Regions from separate parts of the Homo sapiens genome. Here region 1 is linked to region 2. Evidence: chromatin loops called from intact Hi-C (ENCODE). Cell type or tissue: GM12878. All regions are shown on one strand. Region 1 has its middle 17 kb from the start of TASL. Region 2 overlaps GK (glycerol kinase).

Region 1 (5,000 bases), 120 kb after region 2:
ATTTTGTCTCTCCTCGAGGAAATGAAACAAATAAACCAAGATCTTTTGATCATATGACATTTTGGATGCAAATAGGCAAAAGTATTTGTTTCAAGCATTGAAGTACTTCCTTTATTCAAGTAATAATTACAAGTATCTTAATTATAATTTTTTTATTCAGAGTTTTTCATTACTATTTCTACTTAGGAGATTTTGTGGGATTTTTTTGTTTTGTTTTGTTTTGTTTTTTGAGATGGAGTTTCACTCTTGTTGCCCAGGCTGGAGTGCAGTGGCGCGATCTCGGCTCACTGCAACCTTTGCCTCCCGGGTTCAAGCAATTCTCCTGCCTCAGCCTCCCGAGTAGCTGGGATTACAGGCATGTGCCACCACACCCGGCTAATTTTGTATTTTTAGTAGACATGGGGTTTCTCCATGTTGGTCAGGCTGGTCTCGAACTCCCGACCTCAGGTGATCCACCCGCCTCAGCTTCCCAAAGTGCTGGGATTACAGGCGTGAGCTACCATGCCTGGCCAGGAGATGTTTTAGTAAAATGGTTTTGAAGCCATTCCTCTTGGGCTAAAATCTTAGCACCATAGTTACTAGCTGTGTCCTTGAGAAGTTCTTTGGGTCTCTGTTTCCCTATGTTCTAAAATAGGGTGTATATGGGTACCCGCCTGTTGGAATGATTAAATAAGTTAATACATTTAAAGTTCAACTGTTTTTAGTGCATAATAAATGCTTGATATGCCTTAATATCTGTTATTTACACCCTAAACGGTTCAATAGAAGGAAAACAGCTTGGCGTAGTGGCAACAGAGTAAGCTTAGAATCAGGAATATTTCGATCTAAATCCTGATCCTTGCTTGATCTTAGAAAATTATTTAGCCTTTCTGAGCTTCAATTTATTTATTTGTAAAATAGGAATAGTAACATATAGTTTGTGGATGTTACTGTGAATCTTAAGACAATAAATAAATAACCCAAGTATGGTGAATATTCTAATCTCAGCAATAAATAGGTAAATGCATGCTAAACTTGCCCCGCCTGCCTCCCCTACCAGTACTGCTTTATGTTCTTTTAGGTCAGCAGTTCTCAAAGTGTGCTTCCCAAGGCATTTCAGGGGAGTCCATATCAAAACATTCTCGTAATAATACCAAGATGCTGTTTTCCTTTTTCACTGTATTAACGATTGCACTGGTGGTGCAAAAGCAATAAACAAAATTCCGACTCCTTAGCGTGTATCAAGGCAGTGGTGCTAAACTTTACTAGTAGTCATTGTATTTTTCATCCCCACACACTCACAGTTTTAAACTCACAGGTTGCAGTGAGCAGAGATCGTGCCACTGCACTCCACCTGGCGACAGAGTGGGACTCCATCTCAATAAAATAAAATAAAATATAATATAATATAAAAAATAAAGTTAAAAAATTTAAAAAAATTTAAAAGCCTCTCTCATTTAAGAATGTCCTTGATGAAACAGCAAGAATTATTAATTTTATTAAATCTTGACTCAAGTACACTTAAAAAACTTCCCTGCAATGAAATATGAGGCATGCATAAAGCACTTCCGCTGCACACTGAAGTAGAATAGATGCCGCCAGGAAAAGCATTTGAGTGATTGGGTTGATGGCTTAACTAGTGGCTTTTCTCGTGAAACACTATTTTTACTCCAAAGAGCAACTGGCAAACCATGGTTTTTCAGACTTGGAGATCTGGCAAACATTTGCTTGAAAATGAATGAAGTCTGTTTGTCACTTCAAGGAAAACAACTGACAGTATATATGTGGCCAACAATGAAACTCAAGTGTTCAAATGAATATTACAATTTTGAAAAACCTATTCCACTATTGGGATTTTGACAGCATCTCAGTACCTACTGACTCTCCTGATGAGACTGGTTGTGATATTAACAAATGTGATGTTTTGATATTATACAGTAGGAAATGTGCCAGCATTTGGAAGGGCTGCATAACTCAGGGAACTGATATTTTTTCAAATGACCAATGTATGATATAAAATCTTGCATGAGTAAATGATGCATTAAAAGTATAAGATGGATCAATGGGTTTTAATATAATGAAGTACAAGAAGTTCATAATATACTTTCTGTTCCACATTACAAGCAACCTTTAAGAAATTGTCACTTGTCAAGTTTTGGTGTTGTGTCCAAGAGGAATATCCACAGTTATCTGAAAAGCTTTTAACACACTCTTTCCTTTTTCAACAGCATATTTCTGAGAGGCTGGATTTTCTTCATATACTTCAAGTAGAATTCTTCAATCAAAACAGCTTATCCCAATAGATTAAATGCAGAAACTAATTGTCTTCTATAAGCCAGGTGTTAAAGAGATTTGTAGAAATAGAAAAGGATGCTACTCTTCTCGTTAATTTTTTTGAAAAATAATTTTTAAATCAAAAGTACATTATTTATATTACCACATAATGGGTCTATTATTATAATTATTAAATGGGCCAATAAATGTTTCAAAATTTCTTAGTTTTAATTTTGCTTATGGACAATATCAATATAACCCACATAAGAGCTCTTTGAAATTCTCCATAATTTTGTTTGCTTGTTTTGTTTCTTTATAGACAGGGTCTTGCTTGTTGAGTGCAGTGACTATTCACAGGTGTAGTCGTAGCTCACTGCAGCCTTGAACTCCTGGGCTTAAGCAATCCTCCTGCCTCAGCCTCCCAAGTAACTGGGACTGAAGGCACGCACCACTCTCCACAATTTTCAAGTGTGTAAAGGAATCCTGACACCAAAACGTTTTATAACTGCTACTTTAGATCATTATTTCTGAACACTAGAATGGCTCAACACTAGAATCACCTAGGGAACTTTAAAAAATGACCAATGCTTGGCACCAACCCAGATAAATTAGAGTATTTGTGTTTGCAACCCAGGTATTAATATATATGTACTTTTAGAAACTCACCAGGTGGCGCACCTGTACTCCCAGCTACTAGTGGGGCTGAGGCAGGATGATCGCTTAAGCCCAGGAGGTTGAGGCTGCAGTGAGCTGTGATTGCACCACTGCACTCCAGCTTGGGTGACAGAGTGAGACCCTGTTTAAAAAAAAAAAAAAAAAACAGCGAAAAAACTCCCCAGATATTACTAATGTACATCCAAAGTTAAAAACTATTGCTGTAGGGTAGTCTAATCGTAAGAATCTTCTGAGGCAGTTGTTAAATGTGGCAGTCCCAGGTCCAAATCTAATGAACCAAATCTCCAGGGGAAGGGCCTAGAAAATCTGCATATTTAATAAGCACATCAGGTGATTCTTAAAATGAGATAATTTGGGAAACATTCCACCTTTCTCTTCCCAACTTCCTCATTCTTGATGACAGGCTCATTAGTTGCTAACAAAGGCATTATTCAACTAAATTCGACCCACAGAAGTTTGGAGTATATGCCTTAAAACCTATCTTTTAATGTGAGATTTTGCTGCAGAAATGGCTTTAAAACTTAAAGTTTTGAAAGTATAAAGACACAGTAGTTAGTTGTTTGACAAGGCACTATTCTCGTGTGGAAGGTCTCTTGTCCAGGCAACTCAAATTTCACAGTTTTGTGGGGGGCACTTTATGAATTTGAGTTGGGTAAATGAATGAATTCTGCATGGGCAGCTGACTCTTCACCTTAAATGTTCAGAGGGACCTACGTCAGAGGACCAGAAAGAACCAGTTTTTCTGACTTGATCATCTTGTAATTCAGATAAAAGCTTTGTAAATACAAAAAAACATGTCCTCATGAATTGCAAGAAGGAAAATAGACCCAAGGAGAGGTTCAAATGGATTACCTTGGAGTGCAGACTAGAAAGGGGTTTATGGGAATCACTTGAGAAGTGAAACTTGCCCGAATAGAATATATCCTCAAATTCCGACTTTTTCTCTTCTGGTGAAACAGGAAGAAGGCACTGTCAGTATTAAATAGTAATTTCCTGTCTGCAACACCACAGTCATTTTTTTTTTCCTGATCAGAGAAGTCCCTGAACTACGAGCCTTTTGGAGGTAGAAATCAAACCTTAGTGGTTTTTATGTATAAAATGCCTAATACCTGGCCCTTAATAAATGCTCAATAAGTAGTTTCTGAATTGAATAAAGTAGTGATCAAGTCTAGATCTCGATGTTAAAAAGGTACAAAAATTCTATAATTCTACATGGAGCATTTCTTTTTTTTTCTTTTGAGACGGATTCTCACTTTGTTGCCCAGGCTGGAGTACTGTGGTGTGATCTTGGCTCACTGCAACCTCCGCCTCCCAGGTTCAAAAGCAATTCTCCTGTCTCAGCTTCTCCAGTACTGGGACTATAGGCGCACACCACCACGCCCGGTTAATTTTTGTATTTTTAGTAGAGATGGGGTTTCACCATGTTGGCCAGGCTGGTCTTGAACTCCTGACCTCAGGTGATCCACCCGCCTCGGCCTCCCAAAGTGCTGGGATGACAGGCGTGAGTCACCGAGCCTGGCCTATATGGAACATTTCTTTAAGGTAACTTGTGTTCAACAAGGCTCACATTGAAAATTGTAAAAATTGTAAGAAAAACTTAGTTCTTCCAGAAAAGATACACATAAAATTGAAAACAATGTTTTCCTTTGGAAAGTGGAAATAAGGGAGTTAGGGGAGAAGACTTTTTTCTTTATAGCTCTGTACCATTATATATATTTTAAACCACGAGCAGGTAATTTATATAAATTATTTTTAAATGACAAGTTCAAAATTTGAATTGCATAATCATTTAAGCGGAGATGTTGAAGGGACTTTGGAAATCCCTCTCCCTTCCCCAGCCCCAACTCACAGAAAAGTTCCAACGGCCTCCTCACTGTTACCTACATGTGGCAGTTGTTAGAATGCCCACAGTTGTCCACTTCTTCCATCAAGAGGTAGATTAATGAGAGTTAATCCAAAGTAATTGTACAGAAATATATTAATTTTATCCTTTCCTATCCTATTACTATTTAATTAACTCAGTAATCTATACTTCTTTGATACTTGCACAATACCTTTAAAAACTGTAATTT
Region 2 (5,000 bases):
GCAAATACATTTTTCTTCAAAAGCTCCTTGACATGAATGCCACTGCCACAAACAGTATAAAAATAAAGCAGGATATTTCAGGATGCAGTAGAATTGTAGCTTACAAGGCAATTAGGGTGAAAATTGGTGAGTATGGAGAAAAATCAGGTAAAGTAAAGATTACCCTAAATTGCTTACAATCATTCATCAGGCATAGCAAACACAGTTTTGTGTATACTACAGTGCTATGTATCTGTACGTATATGATTTATAATGTAGTTAATTTGTATATATTAGATTACAAATGCAGTGTCTAACTCTATAGCATTTTTAATTGCATAGAGAAAGGGAAGAGTTGAATTGGAGCAACATTATTTTTGAAATGTAACAGATTTCATTAATACTTCAGTAACAAGTTGGGGAACTAAAATTAAAAGCATTTATTGCTCAGAAAGTATACTTTTCAAGAAAGAACATTATAAAAGTTCATAAACAATGTTTATATGCTTGTGGCAGATAGACTTTTAATTAAGGTGGCTCCCATGATCCCTGCCTCCTGATGTGCATACCCTTGCATAATCCTCGCCTCTTGAGCGTGGTGATATCTGTGACTTTCTTCTACCCAACAGTACATGTCAAAAGTGATGGGATATGTGTGGTGATGTGTACGTGCTTCCATTACATGATTTACTGTGCCTGTCTTGCTGGAGATATTCCCTCCCTTCCTGACTTTAAGGAAGCAGAGAACCACTGGGGGTCCCTCAGATAGCAGGGAACTGCAGGTAGCCCTAGGAGCTGAGGGTGGCCTCCATCTGACAGGTAGCAAGAAACTGAAGTCCTCAGTTCCACAACCACAAGGAACTGAATTTTGCCAATAACCTGAATGAACCTGGAAGCAGATTAAACCTCAGATGACAGCAGAGCCTCAGTCAACATCTTGACTGCAGCCCTGTGAGACTCTGAGCAGGGTACCCAGCTAAGCTGTGCCTGGATTCTGAACCCATGGGAACTGAGAAACAATAAATGTGTTGTTTTAAGCCACTTAAGTTTGTGGTAATCTTGTTACACAGCAATAGATAATCTATTACATAGGTTTATACCTAAAATAGGGATTTAGCTCAAGAAGGATGAAAAACTCTAAAAAGGAAATCTTAACGCTATAATCGTTAAACCATAACAAAGAAAAGATAGGGGAAGAGATATTTAAAGAAACCAGGGAGGCAATATAGGGAACCCTCTTTGAAGCTCATATTTAAAAAGAAAAAAATGGCCTAACATAGGATTCGGTATTTGAACAATATTTAATGGGTATGTATTATCTGCCAGCCTGCTGGGACAGAGTGGTAAACAAGATAGACAAGTACCCTGGCCTCAGGAAATCTATATTCTAGTGACAAAACACGGAACATGGAAGTCTCAAGTCATAAGTAAGCTCAGGTTCATACTCATATTAAAAGTTCCCAAAAGGATTTTTGTTTTGTGAAACAGTATTTGGAAAAAGAAGAGGAACAAGGATGCCAGAGGGAAGGCAGAACCACTCAATGGCTCTATTTTGCTCCAGTCTCTTCCACTACTGAGAAATATTTTCCAACTAGAAAGGGTGGGACAAATTTAACCAGTTTAATATGAGTTTAATGTCACAGAACAACTTAAGGATCATGAACACCTATTTCTTTTTACAAATAATGAAAATGAGAATTTAGAGGTATTAAAATGTCAGGCCTTACTATCACCTGCCAGGGGCTTCAGGGAGAGAAAAAGAGTTCTCTTGGTGATGAAAAAGAAGATGCAGATGCTTACATGAGCAGAAATAATGAGTTTGTACTTCAAAAATCCCCTTTGTTCTAACCACAGAGGATAACAGACACGATATAAAAGAGAAAACTGAAACAACATGCTGACTCAAATACAGAATAACATCTATGTGGACAGACACGGAAACACATAACCAAACAGGACTGAAGCCACAAGCATGATGGCTTCTGATTTATTTTTCTATATGTGTCAGGGAGTAGGAGTGGTGGCTGGGAACTGGTTCCTCCAGAAGAAAGGGGTCCAAAATGTTTTGCGCAAGACAGGGAATAGAATCAGGCTCAATGCTTGAAGCCAGGAGCTAGGTGGCGCTCTCTTACTTGTGTAGGGATGCTAGAAAAACAAGCAACTGTGTATTTGCTGACTGAGGCTATATGGCTTAATGGAAGACAAGGCTGGAAGTGACAATTCTAAACTATACGAAGAAATCTTGTATTAAGAAATCCAACAAGGCCGGGCGCGGTGGCTCACGCCTGTAATTCCAGCACTTTGGGAGGCCGAGGCGGGCGGATCACCAGGTCAGGAGATCGAGACCATCCTGGCTAACACGGTGAAACTTCGTTATTTCCAGTCTTTACTAAAAATACAAAAAATTAGCCGGGCATGGTGGTGGGCATCTGTAGTCCCAGCTACTCGGGAGGCTGAGGCAGGAGAATGGCGTGAACCTGGGAGACAGAGCTTGCAGTGAGCCGAGATCAGGCCACTGAATTCCAGCCTGGGCGACAGAGCGAGACTCCATCTCAAAAAAAAAAAAAAAAAAAAAAAAAGAAAAGAAAAAAGAAATCCAACAAACTTAATAGCTGGACTAGAGTTCATTCCGGCCTAACACAGATTTTAAAATACATATGTTTTAAGTATTCGGAGATAAATTAGGAAATGACTTCCATTTTAAAAACAAACAAACATGAAACTAAGAATAAAAAAAAAAGAGAACTGAAACAAAATCAGGTGGATGTGAAAAATAACCAAATAAAAACTATAGAAATGAAAATATTAAATAAGATGAAAAATGTACTAGATGGGGTAAACTCTAGACTAGATAGAGAGGATGAGTAAACTAGCATTCCCCCATATTGCTGGTAGGAGTGTAACTTGACACATCTACTGTGAAAAATGGTTTGCACTATCTACTCAAAGTGAAGATACACATAATCTATGGCCTAGAAATTCTACTCCTACAGAAAGGTGAATACATTTACATCAGGAGGCATATACAAAAATGTTCATAGCAGCATTTTTCATAATAGCCAAATACTGAAAACAACTCGAATGTCATCAACAGCTGAATAAATACTAAACTTCAATAATTTCATATAGCAATAAGAAGCAATGAAAAAAACAGCTATGTATAATACTGTGGATGAATCTCACAAACATAATGTTGAGTGAAAGAAGCCAGATCAAAAAATACAAAAAAATACATACTAAGTGACTCAGATATGCATGCACATGCTCTCTCTCTCTTTTCTTTTATATTTTTAATATATCAAATATTAAACACATGCAAAACTAAACTCTGGTGTTCAGGGCTGCACATTTAAGTGTTAGAACTACAAAGAAAAGTAAGGAAGTGATTATGATAAAAGTCAGGCTGATGTTTATCTCAGGGAGAGGGAGGAAGTTGTGATCGTGGGGCAAATAGAGGTTCTTGGGATTGGCGGCGTTCTATGAACAAGTTACATGAGCCTTTATAATAATTTTTCAAGTTGTACATTGATATTTAATGCATTTTTCTCTATGTGTCTTATATTTCACAATACAAAAAAGGCTTTTATGATTTGTCTTGTTTGTTTTAAAGAGAGGATTTGGAAATGGAAGGTAGATACTGAGAAACTCACCAGGGACGCAGCACAGAGAAACAAAGAGATTAAAAAAATATAAAAGGGCAGTTAAGAGACATGGATGATGGGTTGAAAGGTTCCAATATTCATCCAATAGCAATTCCAGAAGAGGATGGAGGTAATGGTAGAGGAGCAATATTTGAAGAGATAATTGCTGAGAACTTTCCAGATCTGAAGACAGACTTGGATCCAAGTACCTAACAGGATAAATAAAAATAAATCCAAACACAGGCATATCATAGTAAAACTACAGAACATCAATGATAAAGAGATAATGTTAGAAACTCCCAGACAATAAACCAGATTATCTACAAATGAACCACATATTGACAGCAGAGGTCTCATCAACATCGAAAATGGCCAGAAGGGATGTGGGAAAAACAATTGTTAATATAGGCTTTTATACTCATCCTCAGAGTGAGGGCAAAACAAAGACAAACCTAAAAAGAATAGGCTTACTATCCCACACTAAAACTAAAAGAACTATAGAAGGATGCCCCTCAGCAAAAAAAAAAAGAAGAAGAAAAAAAGGAAAAAAGTAGGTGGGAATAAAAAAGGTGTGAGACCAAAGAAATGATACTGGACACAAACTAAGAAAAATAAGTCAATAAATATGATTTACTGTGGACTGCAAAGAAAACAACAGTAATTATTACATGTTGAACAAAATGGGGGAAATGAAAGCTTTAAACAAAATAACACAATTGGTGATGGAGGCGGTAGAATAAAATATTAGAGTTCCTTATCATGGTCGGGAGATTAAAAATACCAAAAAATGACATACACTCTTAGAAAAATATATGGTTAAACAATATCTTAAAAATCTGAGGGTATACGCAAAAGAAAAAAAATCACCAAAATAAAAACATAGAAATGTATCTTATTGTTCCCAAATCAGCAGAGGAAGAATGGAAAAAGACTAAAAGACTGAAGATGGGTAGCTATAGTTTTAGGTTTTAAAGAGCATAAAGACTAAAATTTTCCTATCTCCAACTTCTAAGCCTAACAACAATTGATCAAATGAAAGACAATATTATTAAATATATACTTTGTAAGCATTTACAAAAAAAGGAATTAGTATGACCAAGTGAAATTAGCATGTGTTTACTGATAAAAAGTTTTACCAGTCTAGCATTATTCCCCACCCTTGTTTTTTGGTTTGGTTTAATTTAATTTTTTTTAAATGTTTGTTAATTGTAAAAAAAAATTAAGAAAACAAAGAAAAAAATTCTAACTACACCGTTAACATATTAGTATGCGTATGTGTGTTGTTGTTGTTGCTGAGACCGCTAGGTTAGCAGATGAAGGAAGGGACATAAGCTAGATGCAGTGACAACAACACTGGACTTGGGAGACTGGAGCCCAGAA

Evidence for each region. Peaks named below come from ENCODE experiments on the same cell type or tissue, not always from the same donor. Only the 100,000 strongest peaks of a DNase experiment are listed, where the experiment ranks them.
Region 1: it touches region 2 in a loop (3-fold over the local background); 1 of 110 quality-filtered maps calls a loop at or near these places.

Annotation. Positions count from the first base shown.
Region 1 is chrX:30,591,929-30,596,928 of GRCh38, reverse strand. No RefSeq gene overlaps it. Among named protein-coding and RNA genes, the nearest start is that of TASL, 17 kb to the right of the region's middle. RefSeq lists a silencer at 2,973-3,082. In GM12878, a CTCF peak has its summit at 2,928 (motif pointing right); no DNase peak of the experiment used is centred here; H3K27ac peaks cover 1,732 bases.
Region 2 is chrX:30,710,276-30,715,275 of GRCh38, reverse strand. The region is part of intron 13 of GK (glycerol kinase); the gene reads right to left. It overlaps GK-AS1 (GK antisense RNA 1), which reads left to right. Exons shown (of 1, transcript NR_046603.1): 1 at 1-5,000. Among named protein-coding and RNA genes, the nearest start is that of GK-AS1, 5.3 kb to the left of the region's middle. In GM12878, a CTCF peak has its summit at 2,097; a DNase peak (open chromatin) is centred at 1,885; H3K27ac peaks cover 886 bases.